4 separate regions of the Homo sapiens genome follow, and all the other regions are linked to region 4. The links are chromatin contacts, found by Hi-C or POLR2A ChIA-PET in ENCODE. All regions are on one chromosome and are shown on one strand. Each heading gives the region's core, a stretch centred on a gene start or an enhancer-like site at or near the end of the contact. The rest is flanking DNA. Distances are from core to core; before and after follow the strand shown.

Evidence for each region. A loop is a pair of places that touch in the nucleus more often than their neighbours do. ChIA-PET counts read pairs that join two places held with the same protein, here RNA polymerase II (POLR2A). Pooled maps may share reads with other maps.
Region 1: a loop to region 4 is called in a pooled map, with 11 times the contacts of the local background. The contact joins the promoter of NHSL1-AS1 here to the promoter of ABRACL in region 4. A Hi-C loop is called at or near these places in 2 of 37 single-sample maps with no recorded cell type and 11 of 50 pooled maps.
Region 2: a map of CD4-positive, alpha-beta memory T cell shows a loop between it and region 4 (9-fold over the local background). The contact joins the enhancer-like site here to the promoter of ABRACL in region 4. A Hi-C loop is called at or near these places in 1 of 168 maps with a recorded cell type or tissue (CD4-positive, alpha-beta memory T cell), 14 of 37 single-sample maps with no recorded cell type and 13 of 50 pooled maps.
Region 3: a loop to region 4 is called in a pooled map, with 2.7 times the contacts of the local background. The contact joins the enhancer-like site here to the promoter of ABRACL in region 4. A Hi-C loop is called at or near these places in 1 of 50 pooled maps. POLR2A ChIA-PET finds 5 or more read pairs at or near these places in 2 of 52 experiments (GM12878 and activated naive CD4-positive, alpha-beta T cell).

What each region holds. Positions count from the first base shown.
Region 1 is chr6:138,690,366-138,693,085 of GRCh38, reverse strand. NHSL1-AS1 (NHSL1 antisense RNA 1) reads right to left here and starts at 1,418. Exons shown (of 4, transcript NR_033896.1): 1 at 1,118-1,418. LOC124900217 (collagen alpha-1(III) chain) reads right to left here and starts at 360. Exons shown (of 2, transcript XM_047419637.1): 1 at 1-360. The coding sequence starts at 323. It also overlaps a transcript of NHSL1 not described here. RefSeq lists silencers at 292-641, 652-701 and an enhancer at 824-2,023.
Region 2 is chr6:138,592,065-138,594,764 of GRCh38, reverse strand. It overlaps a transcript of NHSL1 not described here. Among named protein-coding and RNA genes, the nearest start is that of NHSL1, 94 kb to the right of the region's middle. RefSeq lists enhancers at 1,161-1,230, 1,259-1,553, 2,539-2,700. Within about 2 kb of position 1,409, at least 22 of the 41 ENCODE cell types and tissues checked have a DNase peak (open chromatin) inside an H3K27ac peak, as active enhancers do.
Region 3 is chr6:138,653,420-138,656,119 of GRCh38, reverse strand. It overlaps a transcript of NHSL1 not described here. Among named protein-coding and RNA genes, the nearest start is that of NHSL1-AS1, 37 kb to the left of the region's middle. Within about 2 kb of position 1,264, at least 3 of the 41 ENCODE cell types and tissues checked have a DNase peak (open chromatin) inside an H3K27ac peak, as active enhancers do.
Region 4 is chr6:139,027,376-139,030,075 of GRCh38, reverse strand. It overlaps ABRACL (ABRA C-terminal like), which reads right to left and starts at 1,331. Exons shown (of 3, transcript NM_021243.3): 1 at 1,201-1,331. RefSeq lists silencers at 138-328, 378-747, 1,008-1,167 and enhancers at 1-367, 190-484.

The DNA.
Region 1 (2,720 bases), core at 169-2,668, 340 kb after region 4:
GCCGCCCAGAGCTGCCCCTGGAACTTCCTCTCGCCGCGCGGCCCGCGAAGCCCTGCGGGTGGAGGAACGCCGCCGGGCGCCAGGCAGCCACGGCTCGGACCCCATTCCTGCCCCGCGCCGCCCGGGTGCCCGCTCGCCCGCGCGCCCGTCCGTCCGTCCGTCCTTCCTGCCCGCCCGGCCTCTCCCCTGCGGGCAGGGGCCGCCAGGCTTCCCTCGGCGCCCCGCCGCTGCCCGGGACTTCCTTTGTGTTGGATGCAGGCTGGCGCCCCGCGCCGACGGGAGGCAGACTGAGGGATCCCGCGCCGCCGGCCCGCCCCCGCCATGCCCTTCCACCAGAGGACCCTGGAGCCCGCGCGGCTGCGCCGGCCCGAGGCGGCGGGGGCCGGGGCTGCGGGCGCGCCACTCTTCCGCTCGCTGGAGCAGGTCAGCTCGCATGCCCTGGGCTGCCTGCTGGCGCAGCTGGCCGACCTGTCGCGCTGCGCCGGGGACATCTTCGGCGAGCTCGAGGGCCAGGCGGCCGCGCTGGGCCACCGCACCGCCGCGCTGCACCGCCGCCTCGACGCCCTGCAAGCCGCCGCTGCGCGCCTGGACCACCGCCGAGTGAAAATCCGTGAGTGGCCGGCGGGCCGGGGGAGGGGAACCGGCGGGGGAGGCACCCGGAGAGCTGCTCCCGCCCGCCCCCTGGCGGCCCTGGGTCGGCGCGGGGGCCGCGGAGCCCCGCGATGTCGGGGTCTCCAGTGGGGACTGCCGGACCCCAGCGGGAGGCTGGGCAGGTGGCAGGGGCGCAGAGCGCTCTGTGACTTTCGGACTCCTGGAGGGTCTTGGCTACCTCGAGAGAGTGGGCGCGGAGGGTGGGAATTGGACAGTCCCCTTGTCTGCTCCTTCTGTCTGTCTGTGTCTGTCTGTTTGGGAGACCCCGGGGCGCTGTAGACAGAGGAGAGCCAAGTTCGTGGGAAAACTGTCACAGGCAGGTAGCCTGTTGGAAAAGCCAGGGGAGAATATAAATTTGGGCATATAGTAGTTACAGTTTTGGAGACTTCAGGACGATCCGTTTGTAAAACCCTGGGGATCTCGGCGAGCGTTGGGGCTGCTTGCCACCTCTCTTCCCGCCGCCTACCTGTGTTCTTACCGACAAGCAAAACTATGCAGACTTTAAGGGTTTTCCCATTTGGCGCAGAATTTTCTTTCTTCTCCCAGACTGACCCACCAGCTCTTTGTGATTCAGAAGACGTTGACCTTGAGTTCAGGCTCTGAATCCCATTCATCTTTGTCCGGCTTCCTCCAACCCTGAAAGTCAAGTCTATGTCCTGATATAGTGATCTCTCCGGTGATCCATTTCATTTCAGCAGCTTAACTGGCTCCGGTGAATGAAGCAACTGGAATTTCCTGCTGGCCCAAAGCAGAGAAACTTTCAGTGTGATGTCTCTGTGGTTTCTCCCTTTTAAGTACGTGAACTTGGTCATAATCCTAAGTGTAAAGAATAAATTGGAGATGGTTGATGGATTGCTGGGTGGGAGGGGAGATGTTGATGTAACACACGCCTAGATTTCAGCAGCTCTGGATGAAATAGTTTTTTCTCCTAGAATCACTTCATATGCAATCTCGAATAGCTCGTTTTCCAGCTAGCTAGAAAAACTTAGCTATATTTTAACTACCTTACAGCCTAAGAGTTCAAAATTTTCAATTATTTAATTTCAGTGAGATTGCTTGCTATAATACATCTTTCTCCAAGTTGTATAATTAATTCGTGGCAGTTTTACATTTTTGCGTTCATCTCTTTGATTGTGCCGTCAACACATTCATATGAATTGTGGACAGTTCCCAACCTGGGAGAGCGTCCCCCTCCAAGAAAAAAAAATCAGTGGGGAGGAATCAAAGTGATCTCATAAGGTTGTTGACATAATCAGAATATATCTACTTAATGTGAGTGATGACTTCATGCATATGGTAGGATACACTGTCCTAGTAGGATGTCATGGTCTATGCGGCAATCACGAGTTGCTTCTATGCGTTTTCTGTCTAGGGTGTAGGTACGTGGGAGAACCAGAATTTTACCCTTGACAAAGAATGTGATGAGGGAGATCTGATTGATAGGTGAACTGATCTATTGTGGGAATTAAAAAACAAGAGGAAACTCCCTGAAGGTCAAGAACTCCTTCCTTTACTAGTTTGGTTTTACATTTAAATGTATCACTTTTCTCTGTTCTTTAGTACATATGCCCCAATAGGCTACTGTCCATAGCCAGAAATCCCCCAAATTCTCCATATTAACTAAGGTTGTTCTAATTACAGTAACTGAAATAACTCTTTTCAAAACTTTTCACAAGTTTGTTTGAATCTTAAGTGGTTGTGATTTCATACCTGTCTTCCAGGCTGGAGTGCTGTGGTGCAATCTCAGCTCACTGCACCCTCCGCCTCCTGGGTTCAAGCAATCCTCCTGCCTCAGCCTCTAGAGTACCTGGGATTACAGGCGCCCGCCACCACGCCCGGCTAATTTTTGTATTTTTAGTAGAGACAGGGTTTCGCCATGTTTGTCAGGCTGGTCTTTAACTCCCAACCTCAGGCGATCCACCTGCCTCGACCTCCCAAAGTGCTGGGATTACAGGTGTGAGCTACCACACGTGGCCCCATTTTTTTTTTTTTAATAATCATGCAAGAAGGCTTTTTATTGAATATAATTATGCCTGAGTATAAATGTACATGTAGAGAAGAAAGCTGAC
Region 2 (2,700 bases), core at 160-2,659, 440 kb after region 4:
ACTTGGGGTCTCATTAAAATCTTGCTATGTAGCCCTTTCCTTGTCAGTGTCAACGTGCTCAATTTAAAGTACACACCCTCTCAATTATTTGTCTGTTGTCTAGCTCTTCCTAGGAAGCAGAAGAGTGGTTTTCAGCTCTCGGTGCTGCTTATTGGGGATCGTATTGTATTTTGTAGATTTGGCAATGGGCCCATACATCTGTGGAGTGAAAAGCTCCCTAGGTGATTCTGATGTACAGCCATGGTCAAAAAACATTGAAATAGACAAGTGCATGAAGATCAAAGAGTTGAGGGAAAACACTCAACGATGTCACGTCAGTCCCCAAGAACAGGTACAGGGGCTGTTTTTGCTTAGAGCCGGGGAGGAGTTGCAGAAGCCCCGCGAAATTGGCAGTCCTATTGGCAGTAAATTAAGCTCTCAAGGATTGAGTTCTACGTAGCTTCATTCTCCCAAATGACTGAATAGATACTCCCACCTTGTCCTGAAATAGTTGTGAATGAGAGTCTAACTGTTCTTTGCTACTGAATACCAAAAATACTAGTACTTTAGCCAAACCCTTTCTCTGTTGCTTAGAAGCTGCTGAATCAGTGTAGTGCATTTCTCCTATTTTATCCACATCCCCCAACCACATAATTAATGTGATCAAAATAAACTGACCCCCACCACATCCCTGGAAATTTACAGCAACATTAGCATGTCAAAGGCTGGGAAAGTCCTGTAGTGAACAAGACAAAAAACCTTTTAAAAACTTTGTTTGCCCTAAGCTTATTTGCATAGGAAGATACTTTTTGCTCCTATACCTACAACTGAACAGTTTTTCCTTAACACCAGTTTGGGAAAAACTGCCCAAGTCACTTTTTGATTCAGCAGTTTTCTTAGAGTTAATTTCTGACAGCTGAACCTCTCTTTAAAATCCTCTTTGAAGTTGGACTGAATTAACAAATGGAAGGCTTGGCAAAGCAGTTTACTAATTCATAACTCTATCCCTCAGCTTTCTTTGTGTTGCTAAATACTATAATCTTTGACCCGAAAGGAAGAATACTGCTAACAAGTAAATATTTAAAAGGTCCCATGAAATATAATGTGCATGAGTTTGTGCCTGGGGAGACCGTCTACTGGAAGAAAGAAATGACTCACTTTTCATCTCCTAATGAAAGTGAGTTTGTTGTTTTACAGTAGGTTGAAAGGAAGTATTTTGAGTGCTAAGGGCTAGATTTCCTTTTATTTTTAAGTTTAGTTAGCCGTTGGCCTCACTGATTTGAGAATTGCATGTTAAGTCATAATTCCTAAGTGCGTCAGCACTCTCTCTCTGTATGAGTGAATTAGCATGATTGTGAATGAATGAACTCTGTGCTACCAAAGCCCAGCATTTGGAACAGTGAGAGGAAACGGAAACGTGACTCACTGATGTACTTGAAGACTATGAACGGGGAATCACGAACTTCAGAGCCAGACCTGAAGCATGGGAGAGTGGGCAGAGCCTGGACTGGGGCAAGGACAACGGGATTCTAGTCCTAGCAGTGCTCCTGACTGCCTCCGTGTCAGTGCTGGAATCACAGAACCCGTCTACCTCCTGTGATTAATAGGACATGTGAATTATTTGTCACTCGGATCCTTTACAGTTTCAGGATTCAATAAGTCTTTGAATTCTACTGATTCTCTGGTTTGTGTGGAAGTGGGTGTGTATGTTTTAATGGCTTTCAGATGGGATTCATCCAGGCTCCATTAAATCAACTTTATTTTTAATTTTGAAGTGAACTGCCATGACAGAGTTTGGCTAGGAAAGTCCATAACAGAAAATGAGGAAGCAAGTAAACTGATTTATAAGGCTGTGGGCAACTGACTTCCTGTGGCTGTGGCATTTGGTATATAGAATGATATATATGTGATGCTTTTGGAGAAAGGTTAATTATTGTCTACAGGCAAAATTTTTGCTCCATCACAATTGCTTTTAAAAAGCTGAAATAGCAGCTCCTAGCCACCCTGTTTCATATGTCTTACGATATTTAGAAAATATTTAGACCAGCCCACTAAAATATATCCACACACCTTTTTCCTTAAGGGCAATTACCTGCATACTTGTCAGTTTTCACTCTTTAGTTCTGGATATGTAGGGGTTTTTTTTGTTGTTGTTTTTTGTTTTTTGTTGTTTTTTGTTTTTTTGTGCGACAGTCTCGCTCTGTCGCCCAAGCTGGAGTGCAGTGGAGCAATCTTGGCTCACTGCAGCCTCCACCTCCTGGGTTCAAGTGATTCTCATGCCTCAGCCTGAGACTGTAGTAGCTGGGATTACGGGCGCCTGCCACCACCCCAGCCAATTTTTGTATTTTTAGTAGAGACGGGGTTTCCCCATGCTGGCCAGGCTGGTCTCAAACTCCTGGCCTCAAGTGATCCACCCGCCTCAGCCTCCCAAAGTGCTGGGATTATAGGTGTGAGCTACCGTGCCTGGCCTATATAGTTTTTACACAGTCATTTTTGCATATGAAGAATCTTGTGTTCTATTTTCATTCAGTTGTTTTCTTTCATGCAGGCTAAATTGACCTTGAGATGTGGGTGTGGGACCTATTAGAAATTACCTGTGCAATCTTGAAAAGTGATAATATGGGTATTTAATATTGTGTTTTGGGGAGCAGGAAACTGTAGTTTTCTTGAGGGTGATAATTAAATTCTCTTTAGTTTGATTATAGCTATGAGAATGCATTT
Region 3 (2,700 bases), core at 15-2,514, 370 kb after region 4:
CATTTTAGATCCACAGTTTGTGTCTTTGTCACATGGGTTTCTCCTCAGAGTCACGAGTTGCCTGCGGCATGTCCAGGACCCATTGAAGGCAGAAAGAAGAGGAAAGAGGGAGGGCTTTCTCTGACTGAGGTTTTTTGGGGGAGGTAAGCTCTTTCTGGTGACTTCTGCTTTCATCACATCGGAACTGTGTATGTCAACTTCCAGCTGCCTTGGTGGGGGTCTTGTGTTTTTATCAGGGCACACGGCTGCCCTAGAGAGTAATTGGTGTTGTATTAATACAAAAAGAGAGGGCAATGGGTACTGGATTGGCACAACAGTATATGCCATGTTATGCTTTTATTATTTTGTTGATTTTATTTGGATATAATCCTTTTGAAATAATTGCTCCCATCAAAGTGGTAGTACTTCATGTGGCTTTGCTGAAATTTTTTTTTAGTTTCAAAGTTATGAAAATAAACTTAATACTCATTGTATTAGCAAGTAAAGGACAATTGTAATTTTGTTTTCAACTATTGCTGTTGAATGTGATCCATTTTTCTCTGACTCATCTTAGTGTTGTAAACTAGTTAAAAGTCATGCCAAGTTAGGTGTCTATTTCACGGATTTTTAAAACATCATTCCACAGCTTCTTATGAAGCAGCTACTTTTCTAGGGAGAATGGACAGCAAGAGATCAGTGGATGGGAATGATAAGAAATATCCTCTGACCTCAAAGAGCTTCTAATCTGCTGGGTCAAGCGGGAGAGCGGTTGGTAACTATAGTGAAAGGAAGCATGAAACACAAGCTGGATATGGAGGTTAAAGGAAACATTTCTACAAGTCCTGCGGGAAGAGGGTGACAGGACATAAAACAGAGGTAGTGTTATTGTTTAATTTCCATATTTTTAATTGTATTTTTATGAAACTCAATTAGTGTATTACAGAACTTGTCACTTTAGTGAGGAAGGAAAAGGGACTTTATGAGTCAAGGATGTCATTAGAACATGTTAATTCCTCTTAGTTTCTTTCCCTCCTTGTTTTAGAGCTCTGCCAACTCCCAGTGCTTCAAATAGCCACTTTCAGTGGGTGAATATGTTATGGATTTTAGTTTCCCCAAATAAAATATTGTAACCTAATCAAATTATCCACCAGTATGGAAATAAATTCTTAAAAATCAAAGCTTATAGAGCAGACACTGTCAACCTCTTTTCACACATCCTCTGACTCATATCATTCATGTGCACACCCCTTAGAGCGTGGGTGGTTTCTTTTCACATAATTAGAATCATACTGTATGTATTGTTCTGCAACTGGCTTTTCCCCACCTCGTAACAGCTTTTAAAAATTCTTTTCTCCTCAGTATACATGGAATAGTGTTTTTTTTGTTTTGTTTTGTTTTGTTTTTCAGTCAAGGCTGGTACCACCCTTACCTGGGGATTTAAAAAACAAAATATGTGGGAGCATTTTATGGAGGAATCGTTGGCCCAGAATACTAATAGCATCTCATTGAGAAACAATGATATGTGTACTGAAAAGAAATTGAATTTGTCACATAAAAAAAAAGAATGATATGGAAATACCTGCTGTTCTTAGTATTTCTTTAAAAAAATTAAAATAATTTAAAAAATATGATTGTACCTTAAGTATTTTCTTATCAATGGCCAGTGTCTTTACACATCTATTGGTTTGCATGTACAAGAACATAGCACAAACTAGAAGAATTGCTGGGTCAAAGGATATGCATGTTCAAAATTTAATGATGCTCTCGAATCACTCTCCAAAAAGGCTGTACAAAATTGCAGTCCTAATAACAGCATACACATTTTCCCACATCCTTTTCAACACTTGATAGTATCAGTTAATTTTTTTTGCAAGCATATTAAGAAAAAATAAAGTCTTGTTTAAATTTCCATTTTCCTGTCCAAAAAAAGTCTGCAACAGAGTACTTTCAGTTTAATGATAAATGACTAATTTACTCTTAGATATGCAGTTAGTGCTCGTCTGCTCTGGATTCTCTGCTGCCTATTTCATGTTTCAAAAACAGACTCATTTACAAATCAGTCACCTCTTTGGAGTGTCTTTTTAGTCCCATCTGCACAGGGTGTCACACTGATCCTCATTGGCAGGAGTAAATTTTATGAAGAACTATGAATTGGTATTTGCATAGAGGGAGCTGTATTTTCCAAACTGTGGTTGCTACTGCATCACTGGGTTGGTGAAATCAAATTAGGGACAATGAGCAATGTAAACAAAGAAATAGAATATAAAATATTGGAGCGTATCATACAGTAAGGGTAAGACATGTTTCGTGAAACATTTCATATGTATTTGTGTTTTGAATATGGGTTTCTGTGTACATATATATGCATATATCATATGTATACTGCGTGGTGATGTGAAATATCTCTGAGCTATGGAATGCTGGTATGGAGAATCTCAGCTTTAAACATTTATTCAAGGCACAGTTTATTTCTGCCCTGCCTGAGGCAACAGTTTCATACTTGATTGTGGCATTTCACAAAATAAGTTGCCAATCATAACAATACTTTGTGAAAGGTTAAAGACTAAGGCTTTTTTTTTTGAGACGGAGTCTTGCTCTGTTGCCAGGCTGGAGTGTGGTGGTGCGATCTTGGCATCTCAGCTCACTGCAATCTCCGCCTCCTGGGTTCAAGTGATTCTCCTGCCTCAGCCTCCCGCATATCTGGGATTACAGGCACATGCC
Region 4 (2,700 bases), core at 82-2,581:
GGCTCCAGGGAAGGCGAGGTAGATGACGGCCAGGCACTCTAATTGTCGCAGAATCGATTTCGGCTTTGTGCGTGGGAAACACAAAGGAAGCGGAAAGTCGGAGGACTGGGCAGAACCCGAAACTCACCACCAATACACACTTTAGAATGTATTTAAGGACCCTCAGGGCATTGTTATTTTTCAAAAGTTTGGAGGCAATGCATGGAGATTTTCTAATATCCAAGGAAATAAAGCCTACTGGAATAGGTATGTCCGGAATCAGGAACCAACTTTACACACTCGGGCTGGGCACGTTTTCCCAGCCCTTCTTCGCAATCGCGGACAAGCAGCTGGTGCGGGTCAAAGGGTGACTGGGCTCCTTACTCCCTCCGGTCTGGGGCGCGCTCACTCCATATTTGGCCATTCTGCTACCAGCTTGGGGTTCTGCCTGGTAGAGGTCCCCTAACCCCGTGCCCTGCAGCCCATCATCACACGGTCACCGCCGGCACCAGTGCAGGGCTGGGGAGCGCGGGGCTGGGCCCCCCGTGGCGGGGCGGCACCGCTGGCGCCCGGGAAGGGCCGCGTCCCGGAAGTCTTTGTCTCCGCAGCTCCCGGCCCGGCGCCGCGGGTCTGCCTCCCCCGTGGCCCGGGCGCCCCGAAGCGCCGCGAGAGCGAGCACCCAACCCGGGCGACGAAAACGGACCCTGCCCCGGGCTCCACGAGCCCCTGGTGTCCCCTCACGACTCTGCACCCCCTGATCTGGAGCGCACAGAGCCGCACCCACCTCCGGCGCTGCAGAGTCCACTGCCCTGAGGCCACCACGTTCCTCGGGGCAGCCTCTCCTCTCGCCCCCAGCCCTTCCCCACCCAGCTCTGCAGAACTGGCTCCTGAACCACCGCCAAGTGCAAAGCCGACACGTCGCACCGCGGTAAAAATCGTTCCATTTCTGCCGGCTTCCCAGTCCGCCCCCGGCCGGCGAAACGTCACGTGAGCCGAGTGCGGAAGTCGACCCGAGAGGTGGGGGCGTGGGCGGCGCGCGCCCCACGGGACCCCAACCCGCGAGGTCTCGGCCCAGCCGGTCGCAGCTTCCGCGCGCCCTGAGCCCCCTCCCGGCCCCCTCCTGACCCGACTCTCACCGCAGCCCGCGGTGCCCGGCGGCGCACCACGGACACCCAGTCCATCCCTGCTACCTAAGCCACATCTGCCCGGGCGCTCACGCACCTCTCTGCGCGGTTTTCCTTCCCGCCGGAGAACTGGCGCCGCGTGGGTCTGGACCCGGTTACCTTCTTCAGTGCACTGGGGAGGGTGAGGCCAAGGAAGGAAGTGGCTGAGGCAAAGAGAAAGACGGCTGTGGAGGAGGAGGAGCAGGGTAGGGGGAAAAGTAAGTGTTTCTGCGCTCAAGAAAGGGGCCGCCCACACTCCCAGGGACAAGCCTATGAGGAGGAAACTCAGGGGAGGAGACGTCCAAGAAAGGGGCTGACTGCAGACAGGTGAAGCGCCCTGGGCTCCTAGGAAAACGGGCCCAGAGCCTGGATTACCTCACTTTTCCACCGTGCTACTCAGAGCCAAGGATCCCAGGATCTGCATCTGATCCTGGGCGTCGATTTCCTGATGGATTTCTCTCCCAACGTAAGAAACAAAGCGCCCTCAAATTGCTGAAGGCTGCTAGAAAGAACGTGGCATTCATGGGTTCCGGATGCCGGGGGCCTCCAGAAAACTACGACTCATGACTTAAAAATGGCTTAATTCGCAAAACAAAATGCAATCTTGAAAGCCAATTTGTCAGACTGCAAAGAAATTTTACTTGGACATAGATAGTTGTTGACCCTGGGTCAGTATCGGTTTCTTCCCTTGTTCATTCATTATTTCATACATTTAACTTCATAATTCAATTTATTCATGCTCCCTTTGTTTTAGTCACTGTTATTTTAATATATGCGTGTGTGAGAGAGAGATGCTTACCGTACCCAGAGAGTCCTTTTGGAAAGGAAACAGTTACCCAAACTATTTCTAGAGCAGGGGTTGCACAAATAACTACAAAAAACGTTCCTTACCCCCTCCCCACCCCCAGCCCAGCTAATTTAAATTAAGAGTGATCGCGTGACCCAAGAGCGCACAATCCGTGATGTAGTCATCATCCTGTGAGGTGACCTGGAGCAAACAGTTCTCATCAAACACGGACTCTGATAGTTAGTAAGCCAATCAGACACTCCCTTGGAAATGGAAAGTGGAGAATGCAGAGACGGAGCTGTCTGATGTAAGAGAAAGGTTGGAGCTAAGAGAGGGTAAGGCAGAAGGGGCCAAAATGGGCTTCGGATGCAAAACATTTGAGTAAGCAGAAACCAGGAGAATGTAGCAGCAGGTTGGGTGGAGGCACAAGTGGTAGAAGCCAGTCAAAGACAAGCTGAGACCAAGTGATGGAAGGAGAGCAACAAAGACCTGCTTCCCAGGGGCATGTGAGTGTTCAGTTCCCTGGGGCTGCACTGGATCCATCCACTTCCCACGCTTCATTCTAGTCTTTACGGTGAATACCTGTCTCCTGGGTGTGACTGAAGGAGTCTCTGTTCTGTAATCTTCAACAAAGGTCTGATTCTTCTAAGTGTCTCATGGCAGATAAAGTTTAAGGTGACTCCAAGATCTTTTCAGACCTATTTTTTTCTTTTACTTGTTTTATATTGTTACCAAAATGATTGAGGCCTATTTTTTTCTCACCAAAAGAAA